Regions from separate parts of the Mus musculus genome. Here region 2 is linked to region 1. A link is a contact called in ENCODE Hi-C or POLR2A ChIA-PET data. All regions are on one chromosome and are shown on one strand. The core of a region is the stretch at or near the end of the contact, and the rest is flanking DNA. Distances in the headings are between cores, read along the strand shown. Region 1 holds the start of Trpc4ap (transient receptor potential cation channel, subfamily C, member 4 associated protein). Region 2 holds the start of Edem2 (ER degradation enhancer, mannosidase alpha-like 2).

Evidence for each region. Hi-C counts contacts between places; a loop is a spot of excess contacts on that map. ChIA-PET counts read pairs that join two places held with the same protein, here RNA polymerase II (POLR2A).
Region 2: a loop to region 1 is called in a map of left cerebral cortex, with 5 times the contacts of the local background. The contact joins the promoter of Edem2 here to the promoter of Trpc4ap in region 1. A Hi-C loop is called at or near these places in 4 of 37 maps with a recorded cell type or tissue (heart and left cerebral cortex). POLR2A ChIA-PET finds 5 or more read pairs at or near these places in 4 of 5 experiments (Patski and embryonic stem cell).

The regions. Positions count from the first base shown.
Region 1 is chr2:155,688,670-155,694,194 of GRCm38, forward strand. It overlaps Trpc4ap (transient receptor potential cation channel, subfamily C, member 4 associated protein), which reads right to left and starts at 3,715. Exons shown (of 19, transcript NM_001163452.1): 1 at 3,470-3,715. The coding sequence starts at 3,637.
Region 2 is chr2:155,725,176-155,730,985 of GRCm38, forward strand. It overlaps Edem2 (ER degradation enhancer, mannosidase alpha-like 2), which reads right to left and starts at 4,300. Exons shown (of 11, transcript NM_145537.2): 1 at 4,056-4,300; 2 at 3,716-3,826; 3 at 1,460-1,499. The coding sequence starts at 4,162.

The DNA of each region.
Region 1 (5,525 bases), core at 2,465-4,964:
CAAAAGAAAGACTCAGAAATGGAAATAAAGACTTAAGAGCCATCAGAACATAGAGTATTTGTTAAAATAATAAAAGGCGACCTTTCTGCACACTCATTATACTTCGGCTACTATTTTCAAGGTTTTCTTATAAAAACTCATTTTTCTTCATCATAATCTTAAGAGGTTAGGTCCTGTGATGATCTCTATTTTACAGATAAAGAAACAGATAGTAAATAACTTTTCCAAAGACAATAAAGCAAGAATGTACCAGAGCCAGGTTTCAAATCACAGGTGACCTGACTCTAGAACACTTTAAAGCTGGGACTACTGGAGAGTGACTACGACAGACACAGACTGAGGACACAATATTCCAACTCAAATAGTTTCCTAAATCCTTCCTATCAAGTGCTTGGCATGGTCTGACGCTCTGAAGATACAAAGAAAATTAAGGCACTCTCTCAAAAAGTCCAGTCTAATTACTAATTAGCTAAGAGCAACTATTTATCAAATAGCCAGTATTTGGTACACTGGCTAACCTTTCTAGACCTACTGTTTCACCTGACACGCCTAACAACCTTACGGGACAGATGTCATTACTACCACTTTAGAAATAATAAAACTGGGATCTGAAGAGACTGATTTAGCCTAGGGGCACTGGCTAACACAGGCTGGAACTAGGATTCAACTCAGGTCCATCTTACCTCAAAATCCAGTCTTTCCCAAGGAAATTCTACCATATGGTATGACTCAGATAAACCTTCAGGGCTTTTGGTCAAGCTCACAGCAAGACAGAGCAGAAGGGTGGGTAGCTGGGGAGGGGCCTGAGGAGTTACTCGGTGGATCGAGTTTCATTCAGGTTTATAAGCTGGGAAAGTTCTAGAGCTCTGGTGTGCATCCATGTGAGACTAGTAAACACTACTGATCTGTCATTTCAAGCAGAAGCAATGATTACTGTTATGCATATTTTTTATTTAAAGGGTATTTTAGGTAGGTGGAGCTCTTGTTACAGCCCAGCCTGCTGCCCCTTGCAGTGCACTTAATAAATCTGATTTTCTCCCCTCCACCGCCCCCTCTAAAGTTTTTTTAAAACTTGGCACTTTCCTACTCTGCCATATGCCATAACCAGTATGCGTACTGTACTATGGAGATATGGGTGAGCAAGTAATTTATTCTGCATATCGGGAGAGGGAGTGCAGAGCAAGGAAAAACCCTGAAGAACTCTACTAAGAAAGGGAACTAACTATAAGATGTGAAGGTCCCTGCATCATTATCACTACTATTTGGGAGACGGGCGCTCTAATCCAACATCTGAAATAGCTCCCACACCTTTATAAAACTACCAAAGAAATATGCAATTATTATTTATTATTATTATCATTATTATTTATAATAATAGGCTAAGAAGGTAAGCAATCAAAACAAACTTTGGGGATTGACAGAGTAATAATAATGGTAACCACAATGAGCAGCCAAAACAGGCTCCAAGAATATTTTAGTAACCTTTTAATCTAGTTCCCTAGCATTCCTACATTTCAGCTTTGAAAGCAAATTCTTCTCCTAAATTGCCTCCTTCAGCGTGTTAAAGAACGTCTCGGGTTCACTGTTCTTCGTGATCACCTGGAGGGATGTTAGGAATCATACCGCCCAACCTTTCTAAACCTCCGTTTCCTTATCTGTGTTAAAAGTTGGAACTCAAGGCCGCGCAGTGGTAGCGCACACCTTTGATCCCAGCACTTGGGAAGCAGAGGCACGTGGATTTATGAGTTCGAGACCAGCCTGGTCTACAGAGAAAAATCCTGCCTCAAAAAACCAAAAGAGAGCAAGAGAGAAAGAGAGAGAGAGAGATGAATTCAACATATGGCTCAAGCTATTGAAGATTTCTGGGTTTGGTAGAAGGCACCTGTAGTCCCAGCACTAAGAGGGCAGTGGTAGGAGGACGTCCACAAGTTCAAGGCCAGCCTCATCTATATGAGTTTCAAGGCCAGTCAAATCTACACAGGGAGAGCCTGTCTCAAAAGTAAACTCACTTTCAAAAAAAGTCAACAGCCTGCATGCACATTGACTGATCCAAAACTATGTGATCATTAAAGGTTAGCCATTCCTCTCTCTGCCTGTCCTGACACACTCGCTCAGTGAGGTATTCTGGCTTCAAGGACAGAGCAAGTATTTCTCACCTCTTCTTAAGGCAAATGCAGAGGAATGCAATGAAGAAAAGACTGCTCATCTACAGTTTCTATAGGGAAATTCAGCCGCCCCTTCACCTGCGACCATTTCACCTTGATCTGTTCAGTTCTTTCAGTAATATTCAAATGGATCAAAATTAACTTTAAATATGTAGCGGTGTATAGAAAAATCTCACACCCATTCTCTCATCCACTCACCTAATTCCTGCCCGTCCCTCTCCCATCAACACTGTTTGGTTCCTTATGTAGTCCTCAAAACTATATACAAAGCTATCTTGAAATTAAGCTAATGTTTTCAAAGTAAGTTCTGGGATCACCTGGGAGAAAGAAGAAAAAGTGAGAGGAGTCACCTATCCTCATCTATTTATTCTAAGGTTGTGCCCTATACACCCCCCTCCCCCGCAACACACAGACACACACCCTACACCACCACATGTATAGGACATCAATCATTACACTTAATAAGCTAGACACTAAACAGAACAATAACTGATTACCCTTCAGCCCTTATATGCACCTGAAATACACTAACACTTGACACATCTATCTCCTCTGAATTTGACAATAGCCTTAAAGGGTGAATTAAATGAGTAAACAACGGCCCTGAAAGGTAACTTGCCCGAGGGAGAAAGAGAATAGGGCTTTGAACTAAAGTTCTTCCCCCAAAGCATGTATCCCTACGCTAGTAAAAGAGTCTTCTGCACCCGTTGGAGCTCAGCCTAATGTGAGATACAGGCGTGAAAGGGCAGACAACAAAGAAATATGCAATTACAGGCAAAGAAAATAGAGCATCAGAAAACGAATTGGGTGATCTGATAGAATAACAACCGGGGGGCCTACTTTAGAAAAGGAGGAGGAACGTTGAGGCCTCTGGGAAGATGACATTTATCATAAGCTTGGGAACCGTTTGGGGGCGGGGGGGCGCTGCAGTGAAGAGGACCCCGTCCTGCTCACAAGGGGCAAACACGAGACCAGTAGAAGATGAAGCCAACTCGCCAAGGTCCTCCAGACACGCAGACGTGGCGCAGGGAAATGAGGATCTAGAAACTCGGCCCAGGGCTTAGACGCGCCATCAATACCCCAGGCAGCTCGACTCCACTCGGCCCAGACCCGCAGGCCTCCAAGCTGGCCACTGCCCTCCGTCCCAACGCGGCTGACAGCGTCCGGACCGCACACAGGACAGCGCCGCGGCCAGCCAAGGGGGATCTGGACGGTCCGCAGCGGCCTGGAAAGGCCTCTTCCCCGGCCCCTGGCCAGCTCCAGCCTGGCCCGCCCCGCCCCGCCCCTCCGGGCCGGCCTCGTACCTGCACCGCCCGGACCAGGCCTCGGCCGGTGAGCTGGCCCTGCCGCAGCTGCAGCAGGATGTTACCCGGCCGCGGTCGACCTCCCCAGCCGCCCCACGCCGCCGCGGTAGCTGCCAACCGCCTCCCCCGGCTGGCCCCAGCTCCAGCCGCTGCGGGCGCTGCCGCCATGTCTCCTCGTCCGACAAACAGGAAGCAAGCGGTCCCGGAGCCGTGTCGATTTCTACGGGGCGGCGGAGGACTCTCTACATCGCCCCTAGTGGACTGACGCGGAGGTGCAAGCCGCGTGGCAGGGACTGTGCGTGCCCCGACGCCTTATGGGAACTGTAGTCTTTACCGAGGGGGAGCAGGTAGCTGAGATGTGGCTCTTCCTGGCCCTCCAGTTTGCTGAGTGGGATACCTCCAGCATTTCTTCGAGGTTGCTCCAAGTGGAAAACCAGTCACTATGTGCACAAGCTCTCAAAATTTTCGCTAGCTGGAAATGATGCAAGCCCAGTGTCCAGGGAAAAATTCTAGGCCCTAGGCCAGAGTTGACACTTGACACGTGTCCCCTTCCTTTTACAATTGACTTTAGCCAAGTCACTACACATTACCCCTAGCCCTCAGTCCATTCAATATTTAGGTCCTGGGAGCCAGACTAGTCAACTAATATTTTTATTACAATTAACAAATATGTGCTTTATGTAAATGAGACGTAAAGGACCATCAATGCTATTGCTTATTCGAAGAAAATGGCGAAAAATATTTCATTTACAGATAGATGTCAAAAAATAGTTCCTAAAGGCACCAGCTGTACTCCTCATACTGAATATATAGGTGAGGTGGAGGGCGAGGTGATAAGCAGAACAGCAGAGGGCCCTGTTAGGGGACGAGGGTTTCAGGGGACCACAGCTAATCCACACAAACAAATGTAGTTATTTATTTGGCAAACTGTATCCCCTATCAAATAGAATATTGCCCTCATTTTCCCCGCAAGTAGAACTGAATTCACTGGCTCCGACAAACCTCGGAAGCAGGGTGGTGCTGACTCTCCCCACTTTCTCTTCTAGGAGGCTATCTTGTAACAAAAATAAGTTGAGTGTGCCAAATTAGGATGCCATGAAGTTTGCTACTTGTAACTAAGGTGGCTATAATTTGTTGCCCAAACCAAAAGTCCTTAAAAAGTGAAATGATGTAATAAGTAACTTGCAGTGGAACAACAGCAGGCATTTGAGATCGCTGCCAAGGCAAACTAGACTGTGACTGACATCTGCATGCTACTTGCAAGGTGTGGCTCCCACTCGCTCCAGCAGATCACTGCCTGGTGACCTGGTTTAAGACAAAGAAAATAGGATAAGGAGAGATGAGTCAGTGGGTAGAAGCACTGGCTGCCAAAACTGACGACCTAAGTTGTTGGGTCCAATGAACCCATGTTGGTGAAAGGAGAAAATAATTCCTCCAAACTGCCCTCTAATCAATCTCTCTCTCCCTCTCCCTCTCCCTCTCCCTCTCCCTCTCCCTCTCCCTCTCCCTCTCCCTCTCCCTCTCCCTCTCCCTCTCCCTCTCCCTCTCTCTCTCTCTCACACACACACACTTTAAATGTAATTTTTTTTGTTGTTTTGGGGTTTTTTTGTTTTTGTTTTTCAAGACAGGGTTTCTCTGTGTAGCCCTGGCTGTCCTAGAACTCACTCTGTAGACCAGGCTGGCCTCGAACTCAGAAATCTGCCTGCCTCTGCCTCCCAAGTTCTGGGATTAAAGGAACGTGCTACCACTATTCGGCTTAAATGTAATTTTTTAAAAAAGATTTATTTATTATTATACATAAGTACACTGTAGCTGTCTTCAGACACACCAGAAGAGGGTGTCAGATCTTATTACGGATGGTTGTGAGCCACCATGTGTTTGCTGGGATTTGAACTCAGGACCTCTGGAAGAGCAGTCAGTGCTCTTACCTGCTGAGCCATCTCGCCAGCCCTAAATGTAATTTTTTTTAAAAGATTTATTTATTGATTATATGTAAGTACACTGTAGCTGTCTTCAGACACTCCAGAAGAGGGAGTCAGATCTTGTTACGGATGGT
Region 2 (5,810 bases), core at 3,050-5,549, 37 kb after region 1:
TCAGAGATCAGCCTGCCTCTGCTTCTTCTTTCTGAGTGCCAGAGCTAAAGGCACACACCAGATCATTTTGTGTTTGGGCCTTTGCAATACAAAGCTTTGGCCTCAATATGTGGTTATCATCTTTTATTGCTATTTTTTGATCCTGGTGCTAACATCTCAAACTCCAGGTAAGTGTAGATCATTTCTGTTTGAACCTACCATTTTGACTTCAAAGTTTAGCACCATGCTTGGTACATAGCTGTCCTCAATAAATATTTGATAGATTGATAGATAGATAGAAACATACAAATTAACATTAAACAAAAAGTATAAGCCAAACCATATCTACGTAGTGTTCATAGTCATATAAATACTATAGATGTATAAAAATGAGAAGTGGCCAGGCATACTGGTAAATCTTTATAATCTCAGCACTTGGGAGGCTGAGGCAAGAGGATTACCAAGTTTGAGGTCTTCCTGGCTAAACAACAAAACCCTGGAAGGGAGTAAGCAGGGCAGAAGGCAATCAAGGATTGGTGTCACATAAAGTTAAGTTTAGGTCCGAGTTCTGTTTTTACCTTTCTCAGCATTGCATTCCTAAGAATCCTATTTCCTCAGCTGTAAAAAGGAATAAAAGAATGAACTAATAAAGCCAGGAGACTATGGGAAGGGACTAAATAGCACAATGCATGTGTTGCAATTTGAGTAAGAAGCAATCATGACAAGCTGCGCGAAGCCTAGGTTCCCAGGAGGCAGCACAGGTTATGGAAACCTTATCAAGTGGAGGAAGTAAGTTGGGGGTGGGAGGCACAACTTGGGGTGGGTACCTTGTCCTTGGCCCATTCCTGTCTCCTGATCTCTGACTCCTATCAACCATGAGACAAAGCATCATCTCTCTGCCACATTATTGCCCAAGCACATGGGGTAGGCCACCGTGTATGAGGCCTCTGGGACTGTGAGCCAAAATACATTCTTCCTCCTTTTAAGATGTTCTCTCTCTCTCTCTCTCTCTCTCTCTCTCTCTCTCTCTCTCTCTCTCTCTCTCTCTCTCTCGTGTGGTCGCCGCGATGATAGAAAGTGACTAGTATAACCTGTAAAGGACTTCGTACAAGCCATGTATGTGACAGAGTGGTTGGCTTTGTTATTCTCTTTTTGTCACTGCACGTGGCTAACTAGAATATAATAAGCTTTTGAAAAGGACGGTGTCAATGTCCCTCTGTCTCTCACTGAGCTATGCATGTCTACCACAGGCCCCCTGCAAATATTTGCTCAACGAACAAATGAACCTGTGCGAGTTGGTTTCTCTTGGAACTTGGCATTCCCTCCTATGCAGTTGGGTAACCAGAGTCTGGTGGCTCAGAATCATGAGATGAAAGGCCTAGGGGAGGAATTTACTTTGCACCCACAGACAAGCTATTAAAAGAGGAAGGATGTCGGTTGGGCAATGACAGAGTGGGAAACAAACAGATGGGATACTTACCAGCAAGGTGTCCAGGGCATCAATTAGCGTCAGAGAAAAACTGTGAAAAGACAAAAAAGTCCCGCTGCTTCATAAGAACATCAAACACCAGATTCACAACTGCCCAGATCTAAGCGAGGCATAGCCATGTCCCTATCCATCCCACTTACAGTTATAACAGAGGAATCAGAGGGAAACTCCGAGTCCCTTGACTGCCTGGTGCAGCAGTACTGTAATTAACAGGTCACCTATGTCTCCTGGCATTCTTCCCTACTATAGAGAGGCAGCACGGAATTACGGCGTGGTAAGAGTTGGGGAATGTGTTACGTATGACATCAAAAGACTAGAAACTACCAGTTGCTCACAAGTTGAAGAGTGACAGACAAACGGATACAAACAAGTACAAATGTATGACATTATTAAGGTTATCGGGAGTTCTGTGTACTAACAAGATGATCATGCTGTTCAGTGGAAAACACGGTGTATGAAGTAAGCCACACAGCATGTTTTCATCTGCATTTCACAGTGCTGGGAGGGGGCTGGACAGACAGCTCAGGGCTTGAGAGCCCTTACTGCTCTTGGAGAGGACCTGAGTTTAGTTCCCAGCAGCAATGTGGGGGTTCACAGCTGCTAGCAACTTCAGTTCCAGGGACTCTAGCCAGGAGCCCCCACAGGCTCCTGCACACATATGGTGTGCCTAAATTCATGCAAAGCAAACACATATACTACTAATAAAATTTAAAAAGCCATACTGACAGAAAGCAAATGTGCTGCTGTTAGGGCCAGTAACCACAGAGGGATAATACATAAGGCGCACTTTTTTTTAGGTTAAAGAAGTATTCTTCTATCTGCTAGTTGTGATGGTGATTACTATACATTTTAAAGGGGGTACTTTATTACATGGCAATTATACCTTTAATAAGGTGATTTTTTTTTTACAAAGATACACAGTAGCCAGGTGTGAGATATGCCTGCAGTCCCAGCACGGGGGGTGGGGGGATGATAGGGATTCAGAAGGCCTGAGAGTTTAAAACTAGTCTGGGCCATATAGCAAGATCCTGTCTCAATAAACACATAACACGTATATGCACACCTGTGTAATTGTATAAACTGAGAACATTCTACAATGATCTACAGGACATACACAGGTTGTAGACCTAAGGAATGAGATACTCAGCAAGCATGACTCTATCCTGCTCAGTGAGCCATGTGTTTGCACTTGCTTTCTGTTCCAACTAAGAAATAAAAATTGGCACACGTTCCTAGCTTACTTGCCTAGCCCCTGGCATCAGAGAGCATGCTATCACGTATAAATATTTGTAGTACGAGGATAATGAGGCAGGGGTGAGAGGGAGCACCTGCAATCCAGCACCTGGGAAGGAGAGGCAGGAGCACCCCAAGTTCATGGTCATTGTTGGCGATGTGGTAAGTCTGAGGCCAGCCTGAGCTATGTGAGACCTATCTCAAACAAGCAAGCAAGCAAGAAATAAAAGACCTCAGCAACTGGAGAGATGGCTCAGTGGTTGAGAGCACTGGTTGATCATCTCATACCCACAGGGCACCTCACACTGTCTGTAGTTCAAGTTCCAGGGAACCTGACACCCTCACATGGTTATAGATACAGGCAAACAGCCAGTGCGCACTAAATCAATAAATCATTCTATAAAAACGAAGCAAAACAAAACAAAACAAAAACCAACTCAGGATTACAGCCCTAGTGTCAGTTTTGGCTAATGCAATGATTCTTTGCTCGACTGGGTTCTTTATTCCAGTGAAAATGAAAAGATGATATGGTAACACAGAATTACTAAACGAAAATGAATCAGGTGACTTGTATGTATGGCGGTGAGAGGAGTTGGTATGAAGCTAGACGGGAAATATTTTTCAGTCATAAAGAGTACACCAACTACAAAGGGTCTTAACTGTGGGGAGAATAACGTTCCTCCTGGGCCTGTGCGCCCACCTATAAAATGAAGGAGTTGAGTTTCCTGACTCCCGGGAGTTTTTTCAAAATATTTTGTGACTCCAGAAATGTCCCCAAGTCCTCATACGTGGTTGCCTGTTCGGCTGAGGTGAGTCCAGAGGGCTAGCCTGCCAAGTTAAGCCAAGACTTTTTTGTACTGTGAAAAGCTGTGTAGTTCTGACAGCGCTGGTTTGGACTGAGGGGACGGGGTTGAATCAGCCCAGGTCGGAAACTTTCCACAATCAGTGAGACCATGAAGCCACCAGCCCTCCTATGATCCCGGCCAACCCCCTTGGCCCTCAAGCTGGCTCTACCTGCCCCAGGTGTCGTGCCCATCACAGGTGAGAGGTCTCAGCTCATCGTAGGGAAAGGCATTTTCCAGGTAACTGTCGTAGGCGTGGTAGAACATGGCCTTGACTCGCTCCCTGGTTCGAGGGATGAGAAATAAGGTAGGGGGCCAGAACACAAAACCAGGCGGGAGAAAGGACCAGACACAGGACGGAGAATGGGAACCACAAAATGATTTCTGCCGAGGGCCCAGCAGCGGGACCAGAGCACGTCAGGGTGGGGGTCCTGGGGTGGAGGGAAGGGAAGGGACCCGGTGGGCGCTTGCCACTCCCCAGCCGTAGAGAGCGGGAGCCTGGCCCCCTTCACCTGTAGTGGGCGGGGTCGGGCGCGGTGCCGTCGGGGCCTGGCGCACCATGGTGCAGGGGTAGCAGCACGCACACGAGGCCGAGCGGGATGAGTAGCCGGAAAGGCATAGAGCTCGTGTCCTGTCAGTGCCGCCGCAGCAGCTGCAGCCACCGCCACCAGCTCATCCTCCGAGCCGCGGCTGGTTCTTCCGGGGATACGCACCACGACGCCTGCGCGTTGGGCAAGAAGCCTCTCACTTCCTGACTACAAAGCCCAGGATGCAATGGGCGGTGGAGCCCTGGCAAAAGAGCATCTCGGGATTTCTGGTCTACAGAGAGGAGTTCAACGTGTCTTAAAGACAGTGGTTGCTGTGGCTGCTGTTAATAATGTTTTCACAATCCCAGTTTCTGTTTGTTGAGCACCTTCGGTGAATTAAAGTGTTAGGAGCACTTTACAGGCGCCATCTAGTTAATTTTTGTTTTTTTTCCAAATACCTTTTAAAGGAGGGGCTAGCAGGTACTCAAGATTTGAGCAGATGCCTATGTAAATATGGATGAAAAATGTTCGGCTTTGACTATAATAGACACAGGGTTTGACAAACCATTGTGTAAGTAAACTCTAGAATTATTTTCCCAAAGCCTTAAGGTTTCCAGAAATCCCTTTTGTTCTAGGAATTCATACATTTATGACGGTCTTTCACTTTAGGGTGCCATGAAATCACGGTCCCTTCAGTCTCTAAATCAACCCAGGACTTTACCTGGACCATCTCAGTGGCTGCCATCCCTGGTGAGAATGAAGACCCAGCATTCTTCCTTTAAGAACATCTGGGCCGGCCGGGCGGTGGTGGTGCACGCCTTTAATCCCAGCACTTGGGAGGCAGAGGCAGGCACATTTCTGAGTTCGAGGTCAGCCTGGTCTACAAAGTCAGTTCCAGGACAGCCAGGACTACACAGAGAAACCCTGTCTCGAAAAAACAAAATAAAACAAAATAAAAAGAACATCTGGGCCAGTTTCCCCACTCTCTTGCTAGGTCCTAGACTCTGTTAGTGCGCTATCTACAGCAACCCCCTTCTCTTTGGTCAGTGGAATGAGCTGTAGACAACCCTAGATTTGAAGTTCGATTGGGGTTCATTACGACTCTACCATTCACACATAACCTATATAACCTTAAAGGAGTCCCTCTCATCCTCCAGGCACAGCACCCACATTTATGAAAGGGTTTGTCTAAACTGATATTTGAGATCCTTTTAATTTGAACTTTTCTTTAATTCTAGCATTGCCCAACTCTTCTTTGCTGAAAAATTCAGAGGGAAATGGCTGCTCCATTTATTGAGCAAAGTGCAGGCAGACTCTGCCTTCTTTGGCCCAGTTGTTTGTTTGTTTGTTTGTTTGTTTGTTAATTCTTGTTCTTTGACAATTTCATATATGTATGAATATGTTCTGGTCACCGCCCCTCCCCCATTACCTTCACCATTCTTCTCTCCTCCTTTTTCCTCCCAAACCCCTCCTACTGTCATTTTTTGTGGTTGTGATTGGGGTAGATTAGGTTTAATTAGGGCTGCTTACATAAGCATAGGTGAAGAGTTATAAGCAAGTTTGGAGCACACAATAATATTATTTATTTATGTACATGAGGATTTTGTACATAATTTTGTGCATGCCAGGTCACCTCTGAGGCCAGAAAAGGGTGTAGAGTCCTCTGGGTCTAGAATTATAGGTATTGTGAGCTTCCATGTGGTGCTAAGACTCAACCCAGGTGCTCTAGAAGAGTAGTTA